2 separate regions of the Homo sapiens genome follow, and region 1 is linked to region 2. Evidence: read pairs that join two places in POLR2A ChIA-PET (ENCODE). Cell type or tissue: Caco-2. All regions are shown on one strand. Each heading gives the region's core, and the rest is flanking DNA. Links, peaks and the distances in the headings are about the cores only. Region 1 overlaps ACER2 (alkaline ceramidase 2). Region 2 has its middle 37 kb from the start of DENND4C.

What was found. Peaks named below come from ENCODE experiments on the same cell type or tissue, not always from the same donor. Only the 100,000 strongest peaks of a DNase experiment are listed, where the experiment ranks them.
Region 1: POLR2A ChIA-PET joins it to region 2 with 5 read pairs; 2 of 35 experiments call an interaction of 5 or more read pairs at or near these places.

Annotation. Positions count from the first base shown.
Region 1 is chr9:19,420,478-19,425,861 of GRCh38, forward strand. ACER2 (alkaline ceramidase 2) reads left to right here. Exons shown (of 6, transcript NM_001010887.3): 2 at 3,385-3,499; 3 at 4,223-4,364. Among named protein-coding and RNA genes, the nearest start is that of ACER2, 14 kb to the left of the region's middle. In Caco-2, for the core only: no CTCF peak of the experiment used is centred there; no DNase peak of the experiment used is centred there.
Region 2 is chr9:19,190,690-19,196,073 of GRCh38, forward strand. No RefSeq gene overlaps it. Among named protein-coding and RNA genes, the nearest start is that of DENND4C, 37 kb to the right of the region's middle. In Caco-2, for the core only: no CTCF peak of the experiment used is centred there; a DNase peak (open chromatin) is centred at 2,432.

The sequences.
Region 1 (5,384 bases), core at 321-5,320, 230 kb after region 2:
CCGCTTCATATCTTCTAAAATAGCTTAATTTAAAAACAAAAGAATATAACAAGTGTTGGCAAGGATGTGAGAAATTGGAACACTGTACATTGCTGATGGGAATATAAAAATGCTGCTGTGGGAAAATGTTTGGTGGTTCCTTAAAAAGTTAAAAATGGAATTAGTACACCAGCTAGTGCCTTAGTCCGTTCATGCTGCTATAACAAAAGATCTTAGACTGGGTAATTTATAATAACAGAAATTCATTTCTTACAGTTCTAGAGGCTGGAAGGTCCAAGATCAAGGTGGCAGCAGGTTGGGGGTCTGGCAAGGGCTCCCTGCTTCAAAGACGGAGTATATGCTACACCCTCACATGGTGGGAAGGGTGAATACCTCCCTCAGACCTCTGTTAGAAGAGCGCTAATCCAATTTAACACCTCCAAAGGCCTCACCTCTTAGTACAGTTGTGTGATGGGGATACGTTCTGAGAAATGTATTGTCAGGAGATTTTGTCATTCTATAACATTATAGACCATACTTACACAAATCTAGATGGTATAGCTTTGTACACACCCAGGCCATATGGTATGGCCTATTGCTCATAGGCTATAAACCTGTACAACCTGTTACTGTACTGGACACTGTAGGCAACTGTAACACAACAGTAAATATTTGTGTATTTAAGCATATCTAAACCTGGAAAAGTATCAGGAAAAATGTGGCATAAAAGCTCCATTATAATATGGGTCCACTGTCATATGTGTGGCTCATTGTTGACTGAAATGTCATTTTGTTGCAAATAATGATACTATCACATTGATGATTAAGTTTTAACATATGAATTTTGTGTGTGGGGGTGACACATTCAGACCATAGTACCCAGCAACAATTAATGTATGAATAGACAAAATAAATGTAGTATATCCTTTCAATGGAATGTTATCCAACCATAAAAAAGAATAAGTTACTGGTATATGCTGTAATATGGATGAACCTTAAAAACATTATGCTAAATGAAAAAATAAGCTAGATACAAAAGGACATATATTGTATGATTCCATTTATGTTATGTGAAATATTTAGAATAGATAAAATCATAAAGACAAAAGGCAGATTGGTGAATGCCAGGGGCTGAGGGAGGGAGAAATGAGGAGTGACTGCTTAATGAGAATAGTGTTTCTTTTTGGGGTGATGAAAACATTTTGGAACTAGATAGAGGTGATGGTTGCCCATTATGAAATGTACTAAATGCCACTGAATTGTACACTTTAAAATGGTTAGTTTTATGGTATGTGAATTTTACCTCAATTTTTTAAAGTTCAGAAAAAAAAAGCTTTGAGTCTGTGAAACAAACAAACCCCAAAATCAACCAAACAAAAAGTAAGTTAAAAAAATTAGGGATGAGTTTCCAATATGACAGTCACTGGCCACATTTAGTTGGCTGTTGAGCACAGGAAATGTGCCTAGCCCAAACTGAGGCTTGTTGTGAGTGTGAAATTTACACTGATCTTCAAGGCTTTGGTATGAACAAAATAATGTAAACTAGGCTGGACGCGGTGACTCATGCCTATAATCCCAGCATTTTGGGAGGCTGAGGCAGGAGGATTGCTTGAGGCCAGCAGTGTGAGATCAGCCTGGGCAACATAGTGAGACCACCATCTCTACCAAAAAAAAAAAAAAATTATAATAATAAATAAAGCCAGGCATGGTGGTGCATGCCTGTAATCCTAGCTATTCAAGAGGCTGAGGCAGGAGGCTCCCTTAAGCCTGGAAGTAGGAGGCTGCAGCAAGCTGGTCCCACCACTACACTCTAGCCTGGTTGACAGAGTAATACCCTGTCTCTAAGAAAAAAAAAAAGTAAACTATCTCATTAATGATATTTAATAGTGATTACATGTTCAAATGACAATATTTTGAATACATTGCATTAAATAAGATAGATTATTAAAATTTTTAAAAAGTTGAATGCCCATGGAGACATAACAGAGAGGCTTAAATCCATACCAAAATCTGCAAGATAAAATAATATCATTTTAAAGCTGGGAAGAAACTTTCAAATATAATCTTTACTTAAAAATAGGTTTTGGTTAGGATGGGAAAGCTGACAAAGGGCAACGAAGGGGGAAACTAGAAAGAGTCCTCGCTTTGTGTAGGCACAGGGGAAAAGGCTGGCTTGGCTGGGGAGGATTATTGGGAGCTGGACAATGTCCAGTCTTTTTTACGCCTTCATTAAACTTTTTTTTTTTTTTAACCATTATTTAATACAGACCTTATCTTTAAAAACACAAAAGCAGGCGGGCGCAGTGGCTCATGCCTATAATCCCAGAACTTTGGGAGGCCTGAGACGAGTGGATCACCTGAGGTCAGGAGTTTGAGACCAGCCTGGCCAACATGGTGAAACCCCGTCTCTACTAAAAATACAAAAATTAGCTGGGTGTGGTGGTGAGCGCCTGTAATCCCAACTACTCGGGAGGCTGAGGCAGGAGAATCGCTTGAACCTGGGAGGCAGAAGTTGCAGTGAGCTGAGACTGCACCAAAGAACTCCAGCCTGGGCTGTAAGAAAGAAACTCTGTCTCAAAAAAAAAAAAAAAAAAAGTAAATGGAGCCAGGCATGGTGGCATGTACCTAGTCCCAGCTACTTGGGAGGCTGTGGTGGGAGGATCACTTCAGTCCAGCCTGGAAAACATAGCTAGACCATGTCTCTTAAAAAAGGATTGTGAAAAAAATAAGTGCAAGTAAATTAGAATGATTCATAATTAACCTTGCAATAAGAATTACTGGTTAATTCTTATTTAATTCTTAGTTAATAAGAATAAGAGAGGAGCTTGGGCAGCATCCATAGACTGCAGTGTTTTTATAGCTACTCCTATGATCAAAGAAGCAGCAGGGAGCCTCTTAAATGGTCATTTAAAAAGCTTTAAGTTCTCCTGATTGTATATCTGTAGTCAAAAGAAGTGTCAGAGGCTGGGTGTGGTGGCTTATGCCTGCAATCCCAGCACGTTGGGAGGCTGAAGCAGGCAGATCACCTGAGGTTGGGAGTTCCGAGACCAGCCCGGCCAACATGGTGAAACCTCATCTTACTAAAAATACAAAGATGAGCCAGGTATGGTGGTGGGTGCCTGTAATCCCAGCTACTCAGGAGGCTGAGGCAGGGGAATTGCTTGAACTCGGGAGGTAGAGGTTGCAGTGAGCCAAGATCGTACCACTGCATTTCAGCCTTCCAGCCTGGGTGACAGAGTGAGACTCCATCTCAAAGAGAAAAGAAAAAGAAAAAGTGCAAGAGCTTAAACGAGATGTGTGACCACATTTATCCCAGTTTGCAAGGACATACTTGGAAGAGGCCACTTTATTTTTTGCCCTTTTTACTTAATACTCATCTTTCTGTTTTACATTTTTTTCCTGCAGATCAGCAATGTCTTATTTTTCATTTTACCGCCCATCTGCATGTGCTTGTTTCGTCAGTATGCAACATGCTTCAACAGTGGCATCTACTTAATCTGGACTCTTTTGGTTGTAGTGGGTAAGTGGAGTCATTTGGGAACACGGACTTAATGGGGTGGTGGGATGGGGGTAGAAGGAATTCCACACACTTCCTCTCCCCTTTGAACATAATGTTTTGTAAACTGAAGTCACTCTGAGGTCTTAGCAAACTTTTTTTTCCCACTTGCTTGAATGCAGGCTTGATAACAAAGTTGGCATTACTGTCACTTGCGTGCATTTGAGACTTCATTTGTGTAGTAGCTATTAGGGCTATGCCAGTGCAATTTTCTGAACGTCTGAAGAAAGTCAGGTGAAACAACTGAACTCTGGGGAGGCTGGTTTCTAATGGACTAAAATTAAAGAAAAAAATGTAGATGTTTGATCCCTCATTGTTTTGTGAAATACTTGTGTCATTTCCATTTCCTCCCACAGGCAGCCTGGGAATTCTTAACAGTGAAGGAATGTTGACTTTTATTTACTGCCTCTTCCCAGAAAGGCTCAGTGGATGAAGACAGAATGCGTTTAACTGTGGAATTGTTAAAGTTCTGATGTGCTGATATTTGGGCCCTAGTTGAAATCTTCTTTCTAGACTGGAGGCATGCATGCTTGGGTGGTGTGAGTTTCTTTCTTCAGTTTCTTTTTTCAGAGAGAGAGTGATCTGGTGACTGTGTTAACCATTGGTGAAAGGACTATCCTTAAGCAGTGTATTGAATTTGTGTCTCTTCTGTGGTGACCTTTTTTTATTGGTTGTAATTGATTCTAGGAATTGGATCCGTCTACTTCCATGCAACCCTTAGTTTCTTGGGTCAGATGCTTGATGAACTTGCAGTCCTTTGGGTTCTGATGTGTGCTTTGGCCATGTGGTTCCCCAGAAGGTATCTACCAAAGATCTTTCGGAATGACCGGTAAGCTTGCACTAAACATTATTGCATTTACCACTAGGTGCAGTACCCAATATAACAATGTATATATGAAGAAAAATAGCACATGATTGAACTCAGCCTAGTGATGAGCTTATCATATACTTGTTCAATATCTACTGATTGTTTTTATGATCTGACAATATAAGTAAACTGACAGATTAAAGAGAGAATTTTAATAATGCAGAGTGCATCACCTCTCTGTACCCAAAGTACATCACCTCTCTGTACCCAGTGGTTTAAGAATTAGCAAGAGTGGAAAGACCTTCAGTGGGGGTGACATTACTGAATGCTTATTCAATACTCTTTGATTTTCTGCTACAACATTTCCTTGAGACTAATCCAACTCCACCAGTTTTATACATATGAAGTAGAATCCAGACTGATGAACTGGTTCTTGGAGCTACAGATACTGTAGTTTTCAAGTTGCCTTTTTTTTTGCTTCAGATGAGAGCTGTGCACCTGCGTGCGTGCGCGTGCACACACACACATACACACTCATATACTGTATATATGTTCAAACTGGAAACCCAGAATTTCAGGAAGGGATGCATTTTAATAGCCATTGTGTTAGGGTTATACAGGTATTCATCCAGCAAATATTTTTGAACACTTATATTTTACTGTGCATTTTGCTAGGCACTGGAATATCACAGTAAACAAAACAGCAGTCTTCCTCTAATGAGCTTACACTGAAGTTGGGGAGATTACAAATCAACAAACAAGTAAATAATATAATATTAGGATATGTTAGGTACTGTGATGAAAAGTGAAGCTGATAAGGGTATAGTGGTGACTTAGGGTGCTGATTTAGAGTTTGGTCAGAGAAAGTCTTTCTGAGGAGCTGTGTGAGGTTTGTTACTATCTAGAGGCACAGAGGAGATTCAGCCCAATGAAGATGAGAAACGCTCCTGGAACACATTACCCACATTTTCTGTAGGACACTGTTTTGTCAAAATATACATATATGGCTAAATAGTCTGAAACTATGGATTCAGTGAAGCA
Region 2 (5,384 bases), core at 333-5,332:
TTTTTTTTTTTTTTTGAGATAAGGTCTCACTCTGTCACCCAGGCTGGAGTGCAGTGACATGATCTCAACTCACTGCAAACTCTGCCTCCCAGGCTCAAGCAATACTCCCGCCTCAGCCTCTCTGAGTAGCTGGGACTACAGGAATGCGTCACCATGCCCAGCTAATTGTTTTGTATTTTTGGTAGAGATGGGGTTTCTCCATGTTGCTCAGGTCGGTCTCGAACTTCTGAGCTCAAGGGATCTGCTCACCTCTGCCTCCCAAAGTGCTAGGATTACAGGCATGAGCCATTGTGCCTAGCCTGAAACCCCATCTCTACTAAAAATAAAATAAAATAAAAATACCTGGGTATGGTGGCAGGTGTCTATAATCCCAGCTATTCGGGAGGCCGAGGCAAGAGAATCACTTGAACCTGGGAGGTGGAGGTTGCAGTGGGCCGAGATGGAGCCACTGCACTCCAACCTGGGCGATGGAGCAAGACCCTGCCTCAAAAGAAATAAAATAACCTTTATCTTCCAGTGGTTTCTCCCCCACATATTTACCTCCCCACAGTTTGCTGCCCCTAAAAGCTGTAACCCCTTTCTCTTGTCACTTCTCTACAGATATATTGTTCCATGTTAAGATGCTATATAAGCCCTGGATTTTAACCACCCCTTTGAGTTACTCATTACTGAGTTTCTCTTGTGTGTATGTGTGCTGTACATGTTAAAAAACTCTGTTTTTCTCTTTTTATCAGAAAACAGAAAACTGTTTTCTCTTTTATCAGTTTGATTCCCAGGACTCCAGCTGGAGAACCTAGGAGGGTAGAAGAAAAAGGTTCGTGTGTGTTTTTCCATCCCCTACAGTGATGGTGGTACATTATTTTGGTTTTGATCTCTGTGGTCAGGGAACAATTAAGTAAGTGATGACAAGAGGTAGGGAAAAAAAACTTCCTTTGCAAAGATTATTTAGCAGTAGAAGTAACAAAAAGATGAGTTGCAAAAAGTAAGTGGAGTTTAAGAACAGGCAAGTGGTAACAACAGCAGGTAATGACTGAGACAACGTGATAATGATAAATTTAGAGAAATGTCTTATTATGTAAATAGATCCATTAGCAATAAGCAAAATTTTACTTTTTGATCAACTTGACTGAAAAGATAACTTTTGGCCCAGGCGCCATGGCTCACACCTGTAATCCCAGCACTTTGTGAGGCCAAGGTGGGCAGATCACCTGAGATCAGGAGTTTGAGACCAGCCTGGCCAACATAGTGAAACCCTGTCTCTACTAAAAATACAAAATTAGCTGGGCGTGGTGGCACATGCCTGTAGTCCCAGCTACTCGGGAGGCTGAGGCAGGAGAATTGCTTGAACCCGGGAGGCGGAGGTTGCAGTGAGCCGAGATTGTGCCACTGCACTCCAGCCTGTGCGTCAGAGAAGACTCCGTCTCAAAATAAATAAAAAGATAACTTTTTACATGAAAAACAAAATGTATTACCCCAATAATTCTGGAGCCATTGCGATGATCTTGCAAAGAAGAGAGTAGTGTTTTTATTAAGATAACCAGTTCTTGAACTTTGACCAGTGTATTATACATAGACAAGACTTCATCTGACATCAAAGTAGTAGGACTCTTTAATCACCCTATTTTATTATTTCAAATAACATTTAAACTCAAGGATAATTCACTACTTCCCTTGGTTTGAATTTTCTGCATACAGAGTTAGATTTCTTATCTCTCTGTGTATACATGCCAACCTAAAGAATGTGGATTTTTTTCACTCAAAGAGGAAAATGACTATGATTTTAAAAATTGGCATTATAATTCTGTTCTGCCTCAGAGTTCTTCCTCCCAGCCTTGTCCCTTCCCCCATTCACAGTGTATCCTTTGCTCCAGTAATATCCAATTTCCTATTGTTCCCCAATACATTCTGTCCTATCTCTGTAACTTGGCACATGCTGTTCCCTCTAACTTCCCTTCTTACTCTTCCCTACCCTACATACCTGGCTAACTCCTATTTACCCTTCAAAGTTCAGCTCAATTAAGTATCACTTTCTCTTTGAGATCTTTACTACTATAAAACTGTAATCAATATTTTTTCTTCTTTGTACATATATTTGCATACATTCCTGATTGTGCCCTTAGTGGAAATGATTAGAAGTGGACTTCCTGTGACGGAAATTCTCTTAAAATAGTCATGAGTGATAAAATGTTTGTAAAGTCAAGCAGTTCCTGACTTGCAAATGACAGCACAAACAAGCAGCCCCTTGTGCTTCACTATTCTTGCTCCTGGGCCCTTCTGCTGCTGCTACCTGCTTCCCTTTCATAAATGCCCCAGCTATTATTTCTGGAGGAGCTTTTAAAGGTCTGGCCCAGCTCCTCTTCTTGTGCAAGAAGTCTCCTCTGTCTCTGTTGCCCTGGAGCTGTCCACCTGCCTTACCCACATCCTACCTCTCACAGCAGACAGGGGCTCCAGGCTATGGAATGTAAGATGAAAAGGAGAGAAGTTATCATTTGAGCCCGGGAGGCGGAGGTTGCAGTGAGCCAAGATAGCGCCATTGCACTCCAGCCTGGGCGACAGATGAGACTCCATTTCAAAAATAAATAAATAAATAAATAAAAAGGAGACGAGTGGTCAGATTTCAGGGACTAAACAAACATACTTTCAAGGCTTAGAAAAAGTTTTTACATGACTTATGAATTTGCTAAGTATTGGTAGGGCAGCCTAGGAACTGCAATCTCAACTCACCATTACATTTCAACTTCCTTCAGTCTCTTTGGGAAAAGGTATTTATTCATGTATTCCTAAAAGTGACCAATATGTCTTGTTTGGGACTTTTCTGGTTTTAGCATAGAAAGCACTGAGCTGATATCGCACCACTGCACTCCAGCCTGGGTGACATAGCAAGACTCTATCTCAAAAGAACAAAACAAAACAAAAATTCCAATTTCAAATCATCTCTTTGTGACCGTATGTGACTGTATGCTTTCAGAAAAATCCAGATCACCTCTTGAATGTTTTGCTGCTTAGAAATTTCTCCTGCCAGATGCCCTAAATCATCTCTCTCAAGTTCAAAGTTCCACAGATTTCTAGGGCAGGGGCAAAATGCCACCAGTCTCTTTGCTAAAGCATAGCAAAGTGACTTTTGCTCCAGTTCCCAAAAAGTTCCTCATCTCCACCTGAGACCACCTCAGCCTGGACTTTATTGTCCATATCACTATCAGCATGTTGGTCAAAACCATTCAACAAGTTTCTAGTAAGCTCCAAACTTTCCCACATCTTCCTGTCTTCTTCTGAGCCCTCCAAGCTGTTCCAACCTCTGCTCATTACCGAGTTCCAAAGTCACTTCCACATTTTCAGGTTATCTTTATAGCAGTACCTCACTCTGTTAGTACCAATTCTCTGTATTAGTCCATTCTCATATTGCTATAAAGAACTGCCTGAGACTGGGTAATTTATGAAGGAAAGAGGTTAAGTTGACTACAGTTATGCATGGCTGGGGAGGCCTTATGAAACTTACAATCATGGTGGAAAGAGAAGGTGAAGCAAGCACCTTCCTCACAAGACGGCAGGAGAGAGTGAGCGCAGGGAAAACTGCCACTTTTAAACCATCAGATCTCATGAGAACTCCTTCGCTATTATGAGAACAGCATAGGGGAAACCACCCCCATGATCCAATCACCTCCCACCAGGTCCCTCCCACAACACATGGGAATTACAGTTCAAAATGAGATATGGGTGGAGACACAAAACCAAACCGTATCAATCCCCAATCCTCTTCTCATCCTGTGTGATCTGCCCTGGACAATCTTACTAAGTTTCCATGACTTCAACTCTCATCTGAATACTGAAGATTCCCAAATGTAGCCCAGCTTTTTATTCTGACCTCTGTTCTCTATTTCCACCCTCAGCTGGAACATCTGTACTAGGATATGCATTGGTATTGTAGACATAGCTAAAACCCCATCACTAACATCATACTTAATGGTGAAAGATTGAATGCTTTTCCTCTAACATCAGAAATAAGACAAGCATGTCCACTTTGCCACTGCCATTCAACGGTGCACTGGAGGTTCCAGTGAGGGCTATTAGGCAAGAAAATAAATAAATACAAGGTCTCCAGATTGGAAAATAAGAAGTAACACAATCTCTACTTGCAGGTTGTATGATCTTGTATACAGAAAATTTTCAGGAGGCTGAGGCAGGACAATTGCTTGAACCCAGGAGGCAGAAGTTGCAGTGAGCCGAGATCACGCCACTGCACTCCAGCCTGGGCGACAGACGGAGACTCCATCTCAAGAAAAAAAAATTCTCTTTCATCAAAGGTGGTTTATAAATAACAGAGGAGATAAAGTCAGTCTTTCCAGCCGGGCACAGTAGCTCATGCCTGTAATCCCAGCACTTTGGGAGGCCGAGGCGGGCAGATCACGAGGTCAGGTGATCGAGAGAGAGATTGCAGGGAGCCAAAATCATACCATTGCACTCCAGCTTAGGCGACAGAGAGAGACTCCGTCTAAAAAAAAAAATTTGCTGGGTGAGGTCTGGCGCAGTGGTTCACACCTGTAATCCCAACAGTTTGGGAGGCTGAGGTGGGTGGATCACCTGAGGTCAGGAGTTCAAGACCAGCCTGGCCAACATGGTGAAAACCCATCTCTACTAAAAATACAAAAATTAGCCAGGCATGGTGGCGGGCCCCTGTAATCCCAGCTACTCAGGAGGCTGAGGCAGGAGAATCACCTGAACCCAGGAGGCGGAGGTGCGGTGAGCCAAAATTGAGCCACTGCACTCCAGCCTGGACAACAGAGCCAGATTCTGTCTCAAAAAAAAAAAAAAAAGTGCTGGGTGTCGTGGCATGCAGCTGTGTAGTTTAGCTACTCAGGAAGTTAAGGTGGGAAAAGGGCTTGAGTCCAGGAAGTTGAGGCTGCAGTGAGCTATGATTGCACCATTGAAGTCCAGCCTGGGTGACAGAGTGAGACCTTGTCTCAAAAAAATAAATTAAAAACAAAAATACAGCTGCCCGTGGTGGCTCATGCCTGTAATCCCAGCACTTTGGGAGGCTGAGGTAGGCAGATCACCTGAGGTCAGGAGTTTCAGACCAGTCTGGCCAACATGGTGAAACCTCTTCTCTACTAAAAATATAAAAATTAGCAGGGTGTGGTAGCATGCACCTGTAGTCTCAGCTACTTGGGAGACTGAGGAAGGAGAATCGCTTGAACCCTGGGAGGCGGAGGTTGCAGTGAGCCGAGATCACACCACTGCACTCTAGCCTGGGTGACAGAGCAAGACTCTGTCTCAAAATAAATAAATAAATAAAATACAAAGAAATACATTTAACAAAAGAATTGCATAATGGGTACTCTGAAAACTACAAACATTGCTGAAATAAATTTTAAAAGATCTAAATCAAT